Linked DNA regions of Homo sapiens: region 1 is linked to region 2. A link is an interaction called in ENCODE POLR2A ChIA-PET data of the cell type or tissue named here. Cell type or tissue: PC-9. All regions are shown on one strand. Links, peaks and the distances in the headings refer to the core of each region. The heading gives the core; the rest is flanking DNA. Region 1 holds the start of LOC124905969 (a long non-coding RNA gene). Region 2 overlaps KLF11 (KLF transcription factor 11).

Evidence for each region. ChIA-PET counts read pairs that join two places held together with the same protein. Peaks named below come from ENCODE experiments on the same cell type or tissue, not always from the same donor. Only the 100,000 strongest peaks of a DNase experiment are listed, where the experiment ranks them.
Region 1: POLR2A ChIA-PET joins it to region 2 with 10 read pairs; 2 of 35 experiments call an interaction of 5 or more read pairs at or near these places.

Annotation. Positions count from the first base shown.
Region 1 is chr2:9,748,693-9,757,012 of GRCh38, forward strand. It overlaps LOC124905969 (a long non-coding RNA gene), which reads left to right and starts at 4,140. Exons shown (of 3, transcript XR_007086205.1): 1 at 4,140-4,276; 2 at 5,109-5,571; 3 at 5,699-6,161. RefSeq lists enhancers at 2,033-2,112, 2,413-2,482, 4,375-5,161, 5,162-5,948, 5,846-5,995 and 2 more. In PC-9, for the core only: no CTCF peak of the experiment used is centred there; DNase peaks (open chromatin) are centred at 4,079, 4,659, 5,089 and 5,609; H3K4me3 peaks cover 2,640 bases; H3K27ac peaks cover 3,412 bases.
Region 2 is chr2:10,053,950-10,062,269 of GRCh38, forward strand. KLF11 (KLF transcription factor 11) reads left to right here. Exons shown (of 4, transcript NM_003597.5): 4 at 1-887. It overlaps CYS1 (cystin 1), which reads right to left. Exons shown (of 3, transcript NM_001037160.3): 3 at 2,524-5,009. The coding sequence ends at 4,904. Among named protein-coding and RNA genes, the nearest start is that of KLF11, 15 kb to the left of the region's middle. RefSeq lists enhancers at 3,641-4,584, 4,585-5,527, 6,386-7,248, 7,249-8,109. In PC-9, for the core only: no CTCF peak of the experiment used is centred there; a DNase peak (open chromatin) is centred at 3,812; H3K4me3 peaks cover 1,123 bases.

The DNA.
Region 1 (8,320 bases), core at 268-8,267, 310 kb before region 2:
GCATCCCTCATGTCTGGGCTAAGCAGGTGACTAAGCACTTGGGGCTTGATGGGCTGAAGATGGGGCATCCCCAGGCTCTCTGTTCTTGGAGAAACAGCTGCAGAGTGTTCCTTGAATATGTGTCAGGATCTAATTTTACTAGGAGGAAAAAAACCCTGTGAAACTATAGATGCGAATGTGAAAGAACAGAGGGGAGGTTATCTGCCTTGGGCCTTCCCTTCTCGTCCTAGTCATTTGTTGAGCATTTACATGCATTGCCCCCATTTAATTCTCGTAGAGCGTGGGAAGTAGTTTTCTATTCCTACTTAACAGAAGAGGAAATGTTACAGGAGGTATTTCAAGACTTACTCCAGGTAAAGCTGTTTGCAAATGACAGAGCTAGAGCTTGGTGGTCCCAAAGCCTGTGTCATGCTGTTCTCACTGCCTCTGTGCCCAGCCTATGTAGGGCAGGGAGAAGAACACCAGGGTGGCATTAGGCAACTCATGGGTGTCTGGAGAATCAAACAAGGCAATATATACCTGATGAAAGGAGCCTCAGAAATTCAAAGCAAGTGATTGCTTTCATCTAGGATGGTCCAAGAAGTCTTTCTTGAGCTGGATCATAACAGATTCAGACATGGAGAGGTGGAGAGAAAGCTGTGGGGCTGATCGTGGGGGGTAGGGGCAGCAAGGGGATGGGTAAGGACAGATCAGAGGAGGTGGAGGGGATCAGTAAGAGAGGGGGCTGGTGGCCTGGGATGGATGAACGCGAGCTTGATTGCCAAGTTGAGCAGTTTATACTTATTTCAGTAGGATATTGGGGAGCCACCAAAGTTTCTTCAGAGGGGAAGCTGTACAATAAAGCTTCACTTTAAGAAATGAATTGGGAGTTAGGGGGTGGCAGGCCTGGAGACTGGGAAACTGGTTAGGAAGTTATTGCAACTGCTTGGGTGAGAAATGCTGAGGACCTGAAATAAGGTGATGGAGGGGAGACAGGAAGGTCAGCAGGAGCTGGACGCCTGATTGCATGGCAGGGCACGGGTGGCTGGGAGGACCCAGCGGGGCATGTGGACAAGAGAGAAGTCACGGGAGGCTGAGAGGACCAGCTATATGGCTTTTAGCATTGGAGTGGCCACGGGGAGTTTTAGCTAATTCATCCTGCAGGTTCCCATAGGTTCTGCAAGGGAAGCCCAACTGGCCTGTGATAGATACCTGTCTGGAGCCCAAGCTCTCCAAGCTGTCTCCTGGTTTCCAGGAGAGATCAGCCCTTGCCCCAGGCCTGCTACATTGGCTTTCGCTTTTCCCAGTTTAGCCCCAGAAGTGGTGGGAGCAGATGCTTTGACCACAAACTAGAGCCATGAAGCCAGTTGTGGTGGCATGGAATGAACTGGGGAAGTATTGCACCTGTTCATGGAACAGGTGGGATGAATGAACTGAGGAACTGGCCTCAGACCCGGGGAAGTATTGCACCTGTTCATGGAAGATGATCAAAGAAGCGGCAGGTGCATTTTCTTCCTCCTTTGCAAATGGCCAATCGCCCTGAGTTTTCCATGAAAGAAAGGGCCACGGACAGTAATGGTGCAGCTCTCAGACTCTGGACCCCAACTATTAGAGTTGGGCCCAAATCCCAGCTCTGCAGGTACTTGCTGTGAGACTTTGGGCAAGTTACTTAATCTCTCTGTCCATCAGTTGCTTCATCTGTAAAATGGGGATAATACTGGTACGCACCTCCATGGACTACGGAGGATAAGTGAGTTAAAACACAGAATGCTAATCGTGCCTGGTATGTAGTTGGTGCTTAATAAATAAATGTTGAATGAATTAGTTTTTTAGAATGAAACATCCCAAGGAGAAAAATCAGAGGTGATTTTTTTTTTCTCTTTTGCATGTGAAATGGAAAAATCTAGATAAGAAAGTGCCTAGCTTTGTTCTGGCCATATCACAATAGTCCATTTGAGTTGGGGGAGAGGGGAGTTACTGGAGGGAGTACCCTAAAAACTCACAAAAAATGATTTCCTTTCTCTGCTTGTTGAAATTCTCCCTTCAAGGCCCAGTTTAAGTGTCACCTCCTCAGAGCAGCCCTCCTTGGTTTCCACCCTTCCTCACCCCTGTCAGACTCGTGGCTTCCTCCTCTATTCTCCCCAGTGTTCAGCATGTAGGTTGATGGTAGCACTCACTAATTCTGCTTTGTTTTACCTGTACTCAAGTTCATGGCTGTCTCCTCTCTGTGGTGGAGCTTTGGGTTGGACGGGTCTGGGAAGTCCCACCTACAGCTGACAGGCTGGGCTGGGCTCCAGGCCATCACAGGTCCCCCATCAGCAGCTCTCTCAACCCTGGCCTTGTGCCTACAGACCAAATGTGGCCAATGCGTTGAATTAGCAGCACTTTCAGGATCAAATCACAAAGCAACTCCTTCCTCTGTCCTGATTTAGTCAGGGGAATCACCTCTTCTCGGCCACTGCTGCAAACTCAGGCAATCCTATTACGTTTCTGGTTGCTCTTAGTTAATAAAAACTGTCTCACTGCAGGAAGGTTAAATGTCCCGTCCTGAATTTGAGTGAAAATGAAGTCTTCTTGCCTCTGCTGTCTTGAGCTTGCTGCAGGTAGGAAGCCTGCAGCTGGGAAGGGGCTTAGCTTTTCCCTCCTTCCTCACCCAGCTCACTGTCCGCATGCTACTCAGACATCCCCGCATCTGACCCAGCAGACCGCTCCTGCTCCTGCTCCTGCAAGTGTCTCCCCTGGCTCCTGTGAGGCCCACTGGCCTGGTGTCCGCTCTTTCTGAGGCTGTGACATTGGAGCTGTCTCTTTGGCTCTTCTCCGTCCACACTCTGTCCCTGGAGAGCTGCACCCCAGCAACATTCCCGTCTCTCCCTTCAACCCAGATACTCCCTGAGCTCCAGACTGTAGTTTCCAATGTTGTTTTCCAGTGTTCAACCTGACAGCGGCCGTTGGCTCCAAGGCTTCCTGAACTCAGTAACTGCCCCACTTAATTGCTGAGATGAGAAACCCCTGGTGGTGCTTGTTTTCTCTCTTTCGCTCCAAATCCATGCACAATCTAGCCCTGAGTTCTGCAGGCTCTGCAGCAGTGGTTCTCAGCCCAGAGGGACCGTGGCCCCCAGGGCACATTTGGCAATGTCTGGAGACATGTTTTATTGTCATAATTGGGGGTGGGTAGGGCTATGGGTTTCTAGTGGATTGGGGCCAGGGATGCTTCTAAATACCCTACAGTGCACAGGCCAGACCCCACAGTGAAGTGTCTTCCAGTCCAAAATGTCGGTAGCAGCGCCCCAAGAAACCCCGCTCTGCAGCCAGAATATGCACCCTGCACCCTACGCTCCTCCCGCCTCCACTGCCGTGGCCCGGCCAGACCCACGTCTCCGCTGGCCTGAGTGACTGCAATGGCCTCTTCCACTCTTGCCCTCCAGCAGACTGGTTTCCACCACGCAGCCAGCAGTGCCTTCCTTCCTTCCTTTCTTTCTTTCCTTTTTTTTTTTCTGAGACGGAATCTTGCTCTGTCACCCAGGCTGGAGTGCAGTGGTGTGATCTTGGTTCACTGCAACCTCCGCCTCCTGTGTTCGAGCGATTCTCCTGCCTCAGCCTCTTGAGTAGCTGGGATTACAGGCGCGTGCCACCATGCCCAGCTAATTTTTTTTGTATTTTTAGTGGAGATGGGATTTCATCATGTTGGTCAGGCTGGTCTCGAACTCCTGACCTCGTGATCCGCCCGCCTTGGCCTCCCAAAGTGCTGAGATTACAGGCATGAGCCACGGCGCCCAGCCAGCAGTGCCTTTCTAAAGCATGAGATCCTGCCCTTCCCCAGCCTAAAACCTTCTGGTGGCTTTCAGATGAGAACTGAACTCATCCTTGGCCAACAAGGCTCCGGACAGTCCCTGCTGCCCATCACCCTCCAGGCTCAGTCTCGGGCACGGCTGCCCTGGCCGCTCTCTTGTCCTTTGCTGGGGGACTTTGCTCTTGCCATCCCATGGGCTTAGCATGCTCCTCCCAGACCTCAATGCACCTCCTCATCTCTCAGGTCTCTGCTCCCATGACCCAACCTCAGGAAGCTGGGGGTGCGGTGGGCGGGCTGTGGCCCAGGGCAGGTTTGGGGCTGTGCTTTGTGACTCAGCGCTGGTTCACTTCTCTGCACTGGGGTGTGGTGGGGGTGATGCTGCTTTTAGTCAAAGCAGCTACAAAACTCCGAGAGCAAGTCGGCCGTTTTCTACATCTGGGCTGGCCGGGCTCCTTCTCGGATTTATCACAGGCGGGCAGCCGCTGACCCCTCCCTTTGCTATTGGAGGTGAGGAGAAGGAAGGGGACACGGGCCCTGGGAACTCGCCCCTGCTGAGTTACTCTACTTTTGGCAGCCTGAAGTTCAGGCTCCTGGCCCAGCATTGCAGGTTCTCCACTGTCAGGGTGGACCCCAGGCTCAGAACCCTCATCAGCTCAGGGCTCTACCCCCGCCTGGAACCGACCCACAGACCTTCCCTTCCGTCCCTTGGCTCAGGACGCAGGCCAGGGCAAAAGTAAGGGGCACAAGTGGGGAGAAAACCTGTGGAGGTGCCTGCTTGGTGCAGGCTCAGGCAGAGGCTCTGGACATGACACTTCCCCTTTAACTGACTTATCACGCCCAACTTCCAGGCTGTGTCATGCCCATTATGCAGAGAAGTGAAATGAATCACAGAGAGTTCATTAACGGGACAAAGCCTCGCAGGGGAACAGGATTCAGTCGTAGAACTCAGGCCCAAATGACTCCGCAGCTGCTGGCACACCACGTGTGCAAGTGCAGACACACACACACACACACACACACACAGCCTGCCTGTGCTGCTGAGGATCGCGATAAGGACCAAGACCAAGAGAAAGAGTAGCCAAGGGGAGAGGGAAAGTCCTTTGTTGGGACAGTCCTGGTGGCAAACGGCATTTTGGCTGAGAAACCCCTTAAGTTAGATTTGACACCATGACTTGGGGTGGGGGGCACAAGCTTATCTCAGAGCCATCAACTCCCCCGCTCTGGGGTCTGGTTAATCTGTGTCAGGGACACAGCCCTGTGTGCTAAGAGGGAAGCTGGCCTTGTGTATGGGGCGGGCCGGGCACCCAAGGGCCCCGTGGCCCCCCCTTTTCTTCCCCAGGTGGCTGCCCCGCCCCAGAGGCGCTCCTGCCACCCGCCCCTCCGACGGGGGGTGCCTCCAGCCACTTGTCCACAGCCTCGGGAGTCCCCACAGCAGAGGCAGCCGTGGGAGGGTGAGTTCTGAGGAGATTGGGATCCTCTCCAGGGATGAGGGAGCCGGGCTGGAGGGGCTCTGTGGGGAGCGGGGAGACTTCGCTGGGGGACTCTGCTCCTGCTGATAGAAGAGAAGAGGAGCGCGCTATGGGCGTCTAGTGACTTGAGGCTGATAGAAAAGAAGGGGCCCCTGGCCAGGCTCCATGCTGAGGGCCGGGCGTGTTTGCTGCTTTTGAAGACAGAGAGCCTGGGGCGGGGAAGCTGGCGGCTCCTTCTTCCTCCCTCAGCTTGTCCCTTGCCCTGACCGGACACCCGGTGGGGCTCAGAGTTAATGGGGTCACAAGAGATCTACCAGCTCAGGAAAGAAGAAGGTGAGCAACAGGGACAGCTTCGGTTCTCCCATTCGGGGCGGGGTGGCCTCGGGCAGGTTACCCCATGGCTCTGCTCCTGAGCCTCCTCCCTGGGAAACTGGGCCAACACCTCCTACCTCACGGGCAGGCCGTGAGAACCAAACCTCGGAGTCATTCGCCACCAGGAAATGCAAATGAAAGCCACAGTGAGATGCCACCACACGCCCACGGCGACAGTGACAGACAATCAGTGCTGGCCGGAACGGCAGCTGCCCCCCTGACCTCCCCACTCCTCTCTGGCGGGAACGGAAAACAGCATAGCCCCCTTGGAAAACAGTTTGACCATTTCTCAGAAAGTTCCACGTCACCTCCTTATACTAGATGGGAGAAGAGTGTGTGAAGAATGATTCCATTCAGATGTTTCTAGAAAATGCACACTCATCACAGTGACAGAGGCAGATCAGAGTCTGTCTGGAGAGAGAGGGTGGGCAGGGGCAGGAGGGACGGGCGACAGAGGGGCACATGGCTTCAGGGGGCGGTTTCACAGGTGTAGACATGTCAAACTCATCAAATTGTACTGCTTCATTAAATGTCAGTTATACCTGGGTAAAGCTGTAGAAAATATCTTTTTGGAGGCAATAAAGGGTGGATTTACACTGAAAAAAAAAATGCAAGGCAAGTGAGGCACCTGGCACAGGACTGTTCAGTCAATGCCGACTGCTGAACATGTGAGCCCAGTTTCTCGCAACTTCCATTCATTCTTTCCTCCCAGAACATGGAAACGGAGCAAGGGGAGGGACAGGAGCTCTCAGTCCTGCCTTCAGGAGCGCCCAGAGACACGCTTCACAGAACTGGGTCGGGGTGCTAGGGATCCAGGTCAGGAGGGCCTCGCAGATGCCCAGAAGGTTCGGAGGAAGCAGCTGCAGTTTCCGGAATGTGCCAGGCTCCCTGGTGCTTCTGAGCGTCTGCAAGTGTGGCCCCCCTGCCTGAAACACCCCCACCCTCCTGCTGGTCTGGCCACCTCCCAGTCAGCCTTGTCCAGTTACCTTTTCCTGCCTCACTTCCCCACAGAGCGAGTGTGGCTCCTCTCAGCTCTCCCAGCCCCTCACCCTTGAGCCTCTAGTTTGGCAGCTGTCACACGAGCTACAGTCACGACTGGTCTGTCACCCATTGCAGACGGGGCTCCTGGAAGGGTGATGCTACGGCTCCCCCGGCTTCTAGCACGGGGCCCAGCACAGAATGGGAGCTGAGGAAATGTTTGCAGCAAGAGATAAAACTGCTTCACAGTGTGTGTTATGAGTTGAACTGTTTCCCCCAAAAAGATATGTTGAAGTCTTATGACCTGAATTGTGTTTCTCCAAAATCCATATGTTGAAGCCCTAACCCCTGTACCTCAGGATGTGACTGCATTTGGAGAAAGGGCCTTTAAAGAAGTAGTGTAATTAAGTTAAAATGAGGTCATGTGGGTGGGCTGTAATCCCATCTGCCTGGAGTCCTTACGAGAAGGGAAGATATGGACATAGCCATGCCCGGAGGAAAGGCCAGGTGAAGACACGGGGAGGAGACGTTCCTCTGCAAGCCAAGGAGAGAAGCCTCGGAAGAAACCAGCCCTGCGGACCCCTTGGTCGTGGACTTCCAGCTTCCAGAACTGGCAGAAATGCATTTCTATTGTTTAAGCCCCTGGGTCTGCAGTACTTTGTTATAGCAGTCCCGCAAACGAATACAAAGTCCTAACCCCCGGTGCCTCCGAAGGACCCTTATTTGGAACTAGGTCATTGCCGATGTGATAAGTTAAGATGATGTCATACTGGAGTAGGGTGGGCCCTGATCCAATATGAATGTATCCTTATAAAAAGGGGAAATTTTGACACAGACACACACACAGGGAGACCGCCACGTGGACACGAAGGCAGAGATTGAGGTGACGTGTCTAGAAGCCCAGGAATGCCAAAGGTGGCCAGAAAACCACCCAGAGCTGGGGAGGCCTGGAATAGAGTCTCCGTCACAGCCCCAGCAGGAACCATCCCTGCTCACACCTTGATCAGAGACTTTTGGCTTGCAGAACTGCAAGGCAGTGAATTTCTATTGTTTCAAGCCACCTAGTTTGTGGTACTTTGTTAGGGCAGCTCTGGCAAACTAACAGAATATGGGAGATTAAAATATCATCCCACTACAAGTTCATCCCAACAAGGGGTTCTGTCGGCGGCAGCACAAAGCTACCATGAAAACACCTAATTATGAGAAATGAGCTCCCAGACCCCCCTGCCCGTCACTCCCTGCTCTTATCAACTTCTGCCCCCTCCACTCACACGGACAACTGGTTTACCTGTCTGTGTCGCCCCCAAGCCAGCCACCCCCAGAACCATGCTCTGCCCATTGCTGGGCTCAGTAAAAACTCTCACTTGCGGCTAAATCACCCATCCAGAATCATACTCTGCTCCCTGAAATCCCAGACCCAGGCTGCACTGAGCCCTTCCACACGGGTACAAGAGCACATTTAGACCAAATTTCAGCAGGTCCAGGAAGGCCCTGGATGCCAAAGTTGGCACCTTCTGGTGCTTCCCGACATGCCACCCGTGGCTGACTTGCATTCTCTGCCTTGGCTGGTACCTGTCCAGCTGCACACCTGATACGCCCCAGCTCTAAATAAGGAGAGGAACTAAACCCAGCACTGCCCTGTGGCAAGCTGTGGAGAAGGAATGGGAGCGGGTGGAGGCGTACCTTCCTGCTCCATGGACGTGTGGTTAGGAAACACCATTCCCGGCCAGGA
Region 2 (8,320 bases), core at 67-8,066:
ACCTTTATTTAAATGATGGTAAGGTGGAATATTGAATAAAATTAGGTTTTGTGTTTTGTTCTTTGTAGTCTGATAAAATCTCCACCTGGTCATTCATTGTGTGTGACTTGATACCTGTTAACTTGCCCCTTAGTATCAGCTGTTACTTGACACAAATGTGTGTGTTATTCAGAGGTTTTCAGTCTGGACACTCCATAGGTGAGTGTCGTGTCTTCGTGAGACAGCACAGTTGTCTCATGTTGTGCATAGTTCATGTTTCCTCACCACCCAGTCCTTTCTCCTGCTCATCAAAATCAGCATACACATTTTTGACTGTACACACTATAAATGGCATCAAATTTGGATATTTTTCTTAATTATGACATGCAAAGTAATGTGAGTCCTGCCAGTATTCTGGTGGATAAGGTCTTTTGAGTATTTGGTTGCTTGTCACAACATTCTCCAAGCAGTGATATTTCTAAAGAGGAGATACATGTTGAAAACGGTTTTAATTTACACTTCCATTTCCTGATTACATTTGGAAATACTTTGTGTAAACCATCCCCCTTCCACCTCCATTTGTCTGTTGAAAGATTTTAAGTTGGAAACAGTTCCTGTCTGAAAACTCTTCTGAGAACCACAAACCTTGTGTATGGATTCGGCATGGAGCCCTCAGCTGGCGGCTCTGGGTGCTGACGGCCGCTGGAGAGGTGGGCTCCCCTCGTGCACTTTATTGCCTGGGCAGTTTTGCTTGATCTTTTGTGACTTTGAGCCTTTTAAGTAGTTTGAATGATAAGACTTAAAATGTTTCATAATTATGTTTTATGTAACAGACTTTGACATTATTTAAACGAGCATGTGTAATGTAACTTTTCTCTTTGAATCATATAAAACTTGATTTTACATTGGATGTGTGTCCTGTGTCATTTAACTGTACCTGGTGGCCTAAGTATACCTAGAGACTTTTTGGAAGAATCTATAAAATTCATTGTGTATTGGCTCAAACTAAACTCTCCTCTTTGTTTTCTGGAGTTTTATTCTGTTTCTTTGGGTTCTTTGGAGGGTTCTTTCTGAAAAAAAATGTGTGAAGCGAGCTGAGTATGGTGGCTCACACCTCTAATCCCAGCACTTTGGGGAGTTGAGGCAGGAGGATTCCTTGAGCCCAGGAATTCGAGGCGGCTGTGAGCTATGATCATACCACTGCACCCTAGCCTGGGCAACAGAGCAAGACGCTGTCTCAAAAAGCCAACATGTGAAGTGGCCACTCTGGCAGTGGGTCTGGTCCAGACAGACCCAGTAGTGTGCCGGGTGACCCTGTGGCCGTCAGTGCTCGTGCCCTTCCTGTGCCAGGGGGTGGCTGCAAAGAGGTAGAATTGAAAGTGGTTTTCCAGCTACTCTGGAAGAAGTGCTTGGAAGTCTTCCATTATTTCCTTCCACCCCTGGCCCAGGATTGCAAAGTACATCATGGAGCCACAGGCTTCACTGTTCCTTCTTTTCCTTCCCAACTCTTAAAACTAAAGGCTGCCATATGTCCTCAGAAAACACAGCCCCTGCCCACCTCAGAAAGTCCGATTTGTCCCCAGGGGGTCCAGACCCTCACCACACAAAAGGTCTGATTACGGAGCCTCCTTCTAGAGGGAAGTATTAGAGCCGCAAGTGTGATTATCCCTCTCGTGGCAACTGACAAGACTTTTCTCCTGCCTCATTATTGCCAGAAAGGAAAAAGGAAAAAAAAAAAAAAAAAGCCACGGATTCTCTCTTCCGTGAGGTGCTTGGCTACACTTCGACAGCCTTATGCTCTCCCATGTGCTCACACGTGCACGAGCGTGCCCCACTGCTGGGAACAGAGAATGCTCTCACGGATCCACCAATCAATGTCAGCAGCAGGTGTCCAGGCAACGTGGGTGAGTGGGGACAAGTGGCCCTAGGTCTTTGGAACAGCAGAGGAAAGTGTCTTAGAAAGGGCTGTCTCAGGGAGGCGCAGGGAACCTGAGCCAACAGCAGCCGAGGGAGGAGGTCCCTTCCTGGGTGAGGCTAGGAGCCCACGGGCCGGTGAAGAGAGACTTGGGAACACACATGTCAGGAGGAGGGCAACAGCAGGACTCTGCTCCTTCCCTAAGAAAACACACCCAGCATTTCTCAGAGCCAGGGGTGGACAGTGTTTCCTCAGTTCCTGCGGCTTTGTAGCATCTTCGAGGAACTCTCATACTACAGAAACCAGAGACACATGGCCGGGTGTGGTGCCTCACGCCTGTATTCCCAACACTTTGGGAGGCAGAGGCGGGCGGATCACAAGGTCAGGAGTTCGAGACCAGCCTGGCCAATATGGTGAACCCTCCCGTCTCTACTAAAAATACAAAAAAATTAGCCAGGTGTGGTGGCGCATGCCTGTAATCCCAGCTACTCGGGAGGCTGAGGCAGGAGAATTGCTTGAACCTGGGAGGCGGAGGGTGCAGGGAGCTGAGATCGCGCCACTGCACTCCAGCCTGGGCAATAGAGTGAGACTCTGTCTCAAGAAAACTAAAAAAGAAACCGGGAGACACATTTGTGGTCACTTAAGATTTTTCCAGACAACAACGTGCGTCATTTTTGCCTTTGAGATGTGTTTCTTTCTGCCTCCATTCCAGCCACAGTCCCATCCTGGCAGTGAGCAAATCCCACACGCAGTTCTAGCAGGACGCTGAGGCTCAGCTGCAACATGGGGCAGCCAGGAAGATGCCTGAGGAGGTGCCAGGCACACAGGAGGCACTGGGACAGACTCGGGCCGGGCTGCAGGCTGCAGCAACGCCCACCCCTCTACTTCCAGGCACAGCCCCTCCGTCTCACAGGACAGAGACAGGGCCGGCTCAGCGGCTGGTACACACTGCTTTATTTGTTCTTTTTATTATTATTTTTAAGTTCACCTACAGCTGCAGTACACACACACCGCTTTATTTGGCTAGCTGCTATTCAGAAGACACTTCCTGAATTCAGGAAAAATTTTTTTAAAAACCTGAGAACAATTCCTGTGACTTCTTAGCTTTGATGAAGTGCATTTACTTTGACATTGATATAGCTTGTAACTACTTTTGGAATTTTTTTCCCCTAACACTTTGATCTCATTAAGGGTATTACACCTTTTCCACCAGAAAATGCAGAGGTATCATCTTTCTTGGAAACCAATTGAAAGCGTCCCATTTTAACAAAATGACATAAAATTACAAACATTTACATGTTTAAATTCAAAGCCTGATCCATCTGGTGGTAAGAAATGTTAACTTATTTTAAAAGATGTATTTGCATTATTAAAATATAGTAACGACTTCCATCTTTACATCAAAAGAAACGGGCTTGCATAAGCAATGGCTCCCAGCTCTGGGGAGGGTTTGAGCCACGCCCTTGCGGGGGCCGCTCCAAGCTCTGACTTCAAAAGTTGGAGTTTCCCAGCTGCGAACAGCTGGTCAAAGGCACTCTCAAAAGTTCAAGGAAATGCCCGTTTGCGGATGGCCGCAGCAGGCCTGTGGGGCTGGGGACAGCGCCAAGGAGCTGGCCGTTGGTTCCTGAGATGCTCCTGCTCTGCTGTGTTCTAAGGACCTGCGAGCTGGAGCTCTTCTCGGGAAAAAGAAAACGCTGGGGAGGCCTCCGTGTGGGCGGGTCAAGCCAGATAACCAGGCTTGTACTGGCTTCAGCAGAAGCCGCGCTGTTTCCTCCTTCCCCCTCTATCTCCTTCTTTCCCTTCTGTCTCCTCCTTCCCCCTCTGTCCTGATGCCCTGCAGGCTGCTGGGGAGGAGCCTGCCGCCTGCCTCCTGCCTCCCTAGACCGCTGTTCTCCCCACAGCTCTCCCCCGGAGCTGTCCCCCAGCAGGCCACACCTGGGCCCAGGCTCCAGACCTGCCCGCCCACACAGGAGTCCCCTCTAGCCGGAGCTCCGCCCCCTGTTCCCAGGGCGTCCTGGGCAGGTCAGTTTTCCCATCTGTCAACCAGGAACATTCCAAGGCTCTTCCTGCCTCACTGCTGTGGTTTCCCACCTTCCACCCAGGCAGGAAGAGAATTTAAAAGCCCCGCAGGCACTGGCCAGGCTGCCTGTGAGAGGGAGAACTGGAAAGCCAGTATCAGGCAGACCCTCTCCCGGTTGGACCTGGGCGCTGGCTCCCCGCAGGGAAGGCACTGCTGTGCCTGGGGCAGGGGACCAGCAGTGGCAGCAGTTCCAGATTGTCAGAGCTGGGGAGGGCCTCCAAGAGCTGCCAGAGCTGATTTTCCAGAGAGGGAAACTGAGGCCCAGAGAGGCAGTGACGAGCTCTACCTCCCACTGCAAGGCAGATCAGAGCTGGGGTTCTCGCTCCTCAAAGTGCAGTTGGGGCTTCGGAGCTCGGGCCTGGGCTGGGAGCTGGTTAGACGTACAGAACCTCAGGCCCTGCAAGTCAACAGCACCCCCAGGCTGCTCATTAGGGAGTTAAAGTTGAGAAGCACTAAGCTGACCCGGCCACCCCTGGAGAGATGGGCCCGAGACTGAGGGAGCAGCGCGGGTGCACCTTCCACAGCAGAACCTTCCGGAAGTGTTGTGGCGCGGATGCCAGGAGGGGCTCGCTTGTGTCACCTAGTCCTCGTGAGCCCTCCCCACTGTGGAGAGCGGGCAACCAAGAGGGGCACGCATTTCAGGCTCCAGAAGAACTGGGCAGGCTCCCCGCGTTGGGGAGGAGGCGCCGGCGGCCCAGGCCCACGCACCTGTGGGTCTACACAGCTAATCGCCCCCACCAGCAACCATGACCGCCAGTGGCTGGCCCAGGTCAGCGCGGTCTGAAAGTGGATTTGAAAGGGCAGCTTTGAATATCCGGGAGTGACTGCGTTTTGGAGGTGGTTCAGCTCCTGCTAGAGCTCTGTGCAAGCAGAGGGTGCCCCAGCCAGCAGGTGCCTCCGAGGCCTGGCGGGGGTGGAGCATGCTGTCCTCAGCGGCAGTACTCCCGCTCGATGCTCGCCATCAGCCCCTCTTCCGAGTGGTCGTAGGAGATGGCTGCCGGCCTCTCGGGCTTCTTGCGACCGCTGCCTGGGGCTCTGTGGGTCAGAAATGGGACAGGGCTGTCAGGAGGCAGGATGGTGCGTTCACACTCATTTCCCCTGGCCACCACAATGGCTCCTAGTGGGCCCATCCTGAAACCCAAACCGAAGTCTTTGCCCTGGGACACCCTGTGGCGCTCTCGCCCAGCACATATCCACCAGCAGGCTTCTACTGCGTCCGCTTCATCTCCCACAACGCTGAGCCCTCGCAGAGTGGAAGCCAGCACCTGCCCTGGTTGAGGGAGGACGGGCTCTGGGGTGGGAAGACCGAGCTTGAATCCCAGCTCTGCGGCTCACCCGCGCGCCTCAGGCAAGGCCAGTGTGTCTCCGAGCCTCGGTGTTTTTTCTCAAGCACGTAACTTTATTCATGAGTCGTTCTGAAGCATAAGATAATGCATGGGCAGCATGTGATGTGGAATCGAGCACACCACAGCCTTAATCAATGGGAATCACGGCCAGGCGCAGTGGCTCATGCCTGCAATCCTAGCACTTTGGGAGGCCCAGGTGGGCAGATCACTTGAGGTCAGGAATTCGAGACCAGCCTGGCCAACGTGGTGAAATCTCATCTCTACTAAAAATACAAAAATTATCCGGGTGGGGTGACGGGTGCCTATAATCCCAGCTACTCAGGAGGCTGAGGCAGAATGGCTTGAACCCAGGAAGTGGAGGTTGCAGTGAGCCAAGAATGAGCCTCTGCACTCCAGCCTGAGTGACAAAGTAAGACTCTGTCTCAAAAAAAATAAATAAAAAATAAAAGGGAATTACTGTCATGTTGGCTGCTTGCCGACATCGGTCCGTGCTTGTACCCTCTGGGGTCTCACAGGAGCTGCTCATTGTGGGGAACCACACGTTCAGGATCCCGCCAGTCCCTCAGCCCACCTGGCAGCCCAGCTGAGAGGGACCGAGACCAGAGCTCCTGCTCCTGCTGCCTGGGTTCCAGAAAGCGGCTGCGCCAGCCTGGACCCTGCTGGCTTGTCCTGCTCTCCCAGACCTTCTGGACTTTGTGTGGACACCTGGGTGGTGCTGACTGCCCCCGGACCTGCCACGGTTGTGTCGAAATGTGCAGACCTTTGCAGGAGGCAGTCCCGGGAGCCCAGGGCAGGGCATGAAGCCTCGGTCAGGCTGGGTGCTGCCTCCTGGAGATGCTGCCTCGGAAGGGGGTGTGCAGGTCTGCAGCTGACAGGGTCCAGGAGAGGCAGGCCAGCTGCCCACAGCCAGGTGTTGGATGCTGCCCTCCCAGTGGCCAGCCAGGGACTCTGGGCAATGGGAACACCGCCAACTGCTTTGCCACTTGCCAGACATTAGGGCTAGCCGCCCCCCATTTCCCGGCCTGGTTCCCCCTCTGCGAGCTTGGGGGGCTGGGCTGGATGGACTTAAATGTCCCTCTGACTACTCCCACTGATGCTCAGAGCACAGCCTCCGGGTCCCCGTCTGGCTCTCTGGGAACTCAGGGCAAGAGCTGGGCTCCTGGCACAGCCACTTGACTTCATCCCCCAGGAAGGATCGGCATCTAGCAGAGGGCCTCCAGGCGTCCAGGGGACACACTCCTCCCCTGTCCCGGAGACGTCATGCCCCTATTGACCAGCTGGCTCCAGGGACTATACTTATTAGCACTGCCCGCGGCCAGTGCGCAGAAACAGCTGCGTGGTCACTGTTGACGCCTGCAGGGCTCTTGGCACACTGCCTGTCTGTGAAAGCACTGAAGGCAATATGTGTTCCTTGCAGCCCTGAGACACAGTGGAAATGCAGACGTTCTGGAGCCAGGCAGATCTCACCTGGCTCTGCCACGCAGTCGCTGTGTGGCTGTGGGCAAGGCATGTACCAGGCCTCACGCCCCTGTGGATAAAACCCAGCAGCTACTCCACGAGTCCAGCCTGAGGGCTGGACCAGGCGCCATCTGCGGTGTGTCTACCACAGAGCTGGGCACTAAGGAAGCACTCAACAGAAGTCGCTGCGATGCTGTTAGTTTCGCAGTGGCTCATGCCTGGCCCGGCGCAGTGGCTCATGCCTATAATCCCCAGCACTTTGGGAGGCCGAGGCAGGTGGATTGCTTTGAGCTCAGGAGTTCGAGACCAGCCTGGCCAACATGGTGAAACCCCATCTCTACAAAGAGTACAAAAATTAGCCGGACATGGTGGCATGCGCCTGTAGTCCCAGCTACTCAGGAGGCTGAGGCTGGAGAATCACTTGAGCCTGGGAAGTGGAGTTTGCAATGAGCTGAAATTGCACCACTGCACTCCAGCCTGGACGACAGAACAAGACCCTATCTCAAAAAAGAAAAACCAACCAACCAAACAAACAAACAAAAAGGCAGAGTAAGGGACCAGCAAAGCACCCAGTACAGAGGAGAGACCCGGCCACTGCCCTTCCTGTTTCCCACCATCCTCCTGGGCTCACCTCCCCTGAGGATTGTTGGGAAGAAGAGAAATGGGCACGGGACGCCCAGACACCCTCAAGGGCAACAGGATCTCCTGGCCAACAGGAATCCCAAGCAGCACTTCTGGACCTGGGGACCCCCACAGGAATAAAAGCCCCTCTGGGCTCACCAGGCAGCCCCCTGCTTGCCTGTGGATGTGAAGCTGAGCCCTGGGGGAGGTGGCTGTCCAGATTCACACAGCCATTCTCCTCACTCGTCCTGTCTCACTCAGCACCCGACATGCCCTGTAGGTGGAATCTTGGGGAGAAAGGAGAGCAGGGACTGGCGCAAGGGAAGCTGACGGGCAGCCCTGGGGCTAGGGTGAGTAGGACGGTAGGCAGTCCTGGGTCTGTGAGAGGTCAGGCTCCACTGGGCTCCACAGCCACCCCTGCCCTGTCTGCCTGGCAACACTCCACCAACACCGTGGGGCAATTTGTGGGGCTTAGAGAGCCAGGTGGGGCCATAAGCTCTTTCTTTCCCCTGCTTGGGTGGGGGCACACAGATAAAAGGGAAAAATTGATCCTAAAGGGATTCTTGGGAAGTCTCACCACTCTTGAGGGAGTCAAGAAATGAATTTTTGTTTAAATTCTCATTTACTGTCAGGTTTTCCATCAGCAGGGACTCCTAAAGTCATGCTTTTTTTTTTTTTAGACAGGATCTTGCTTTGTCACCCAGGCTGAAATGCAGTGGCAGGATCACGGCTCACCATATCCTCCACTTCTCAGGCTCAAGCCATCCTCCCACCTCAGTCTCCTGAGCAGCTGGGACCCCAGGCATGTGCCACCACGCCTGGCTAATTTTGGTACTTTTGTGGAGACGAGGTCTCCCTATGTTACCCAGGCTGAAAGTCACAAATTTCTTAAAAGAAAAAGACCTTTCCAAGGAAAATCAC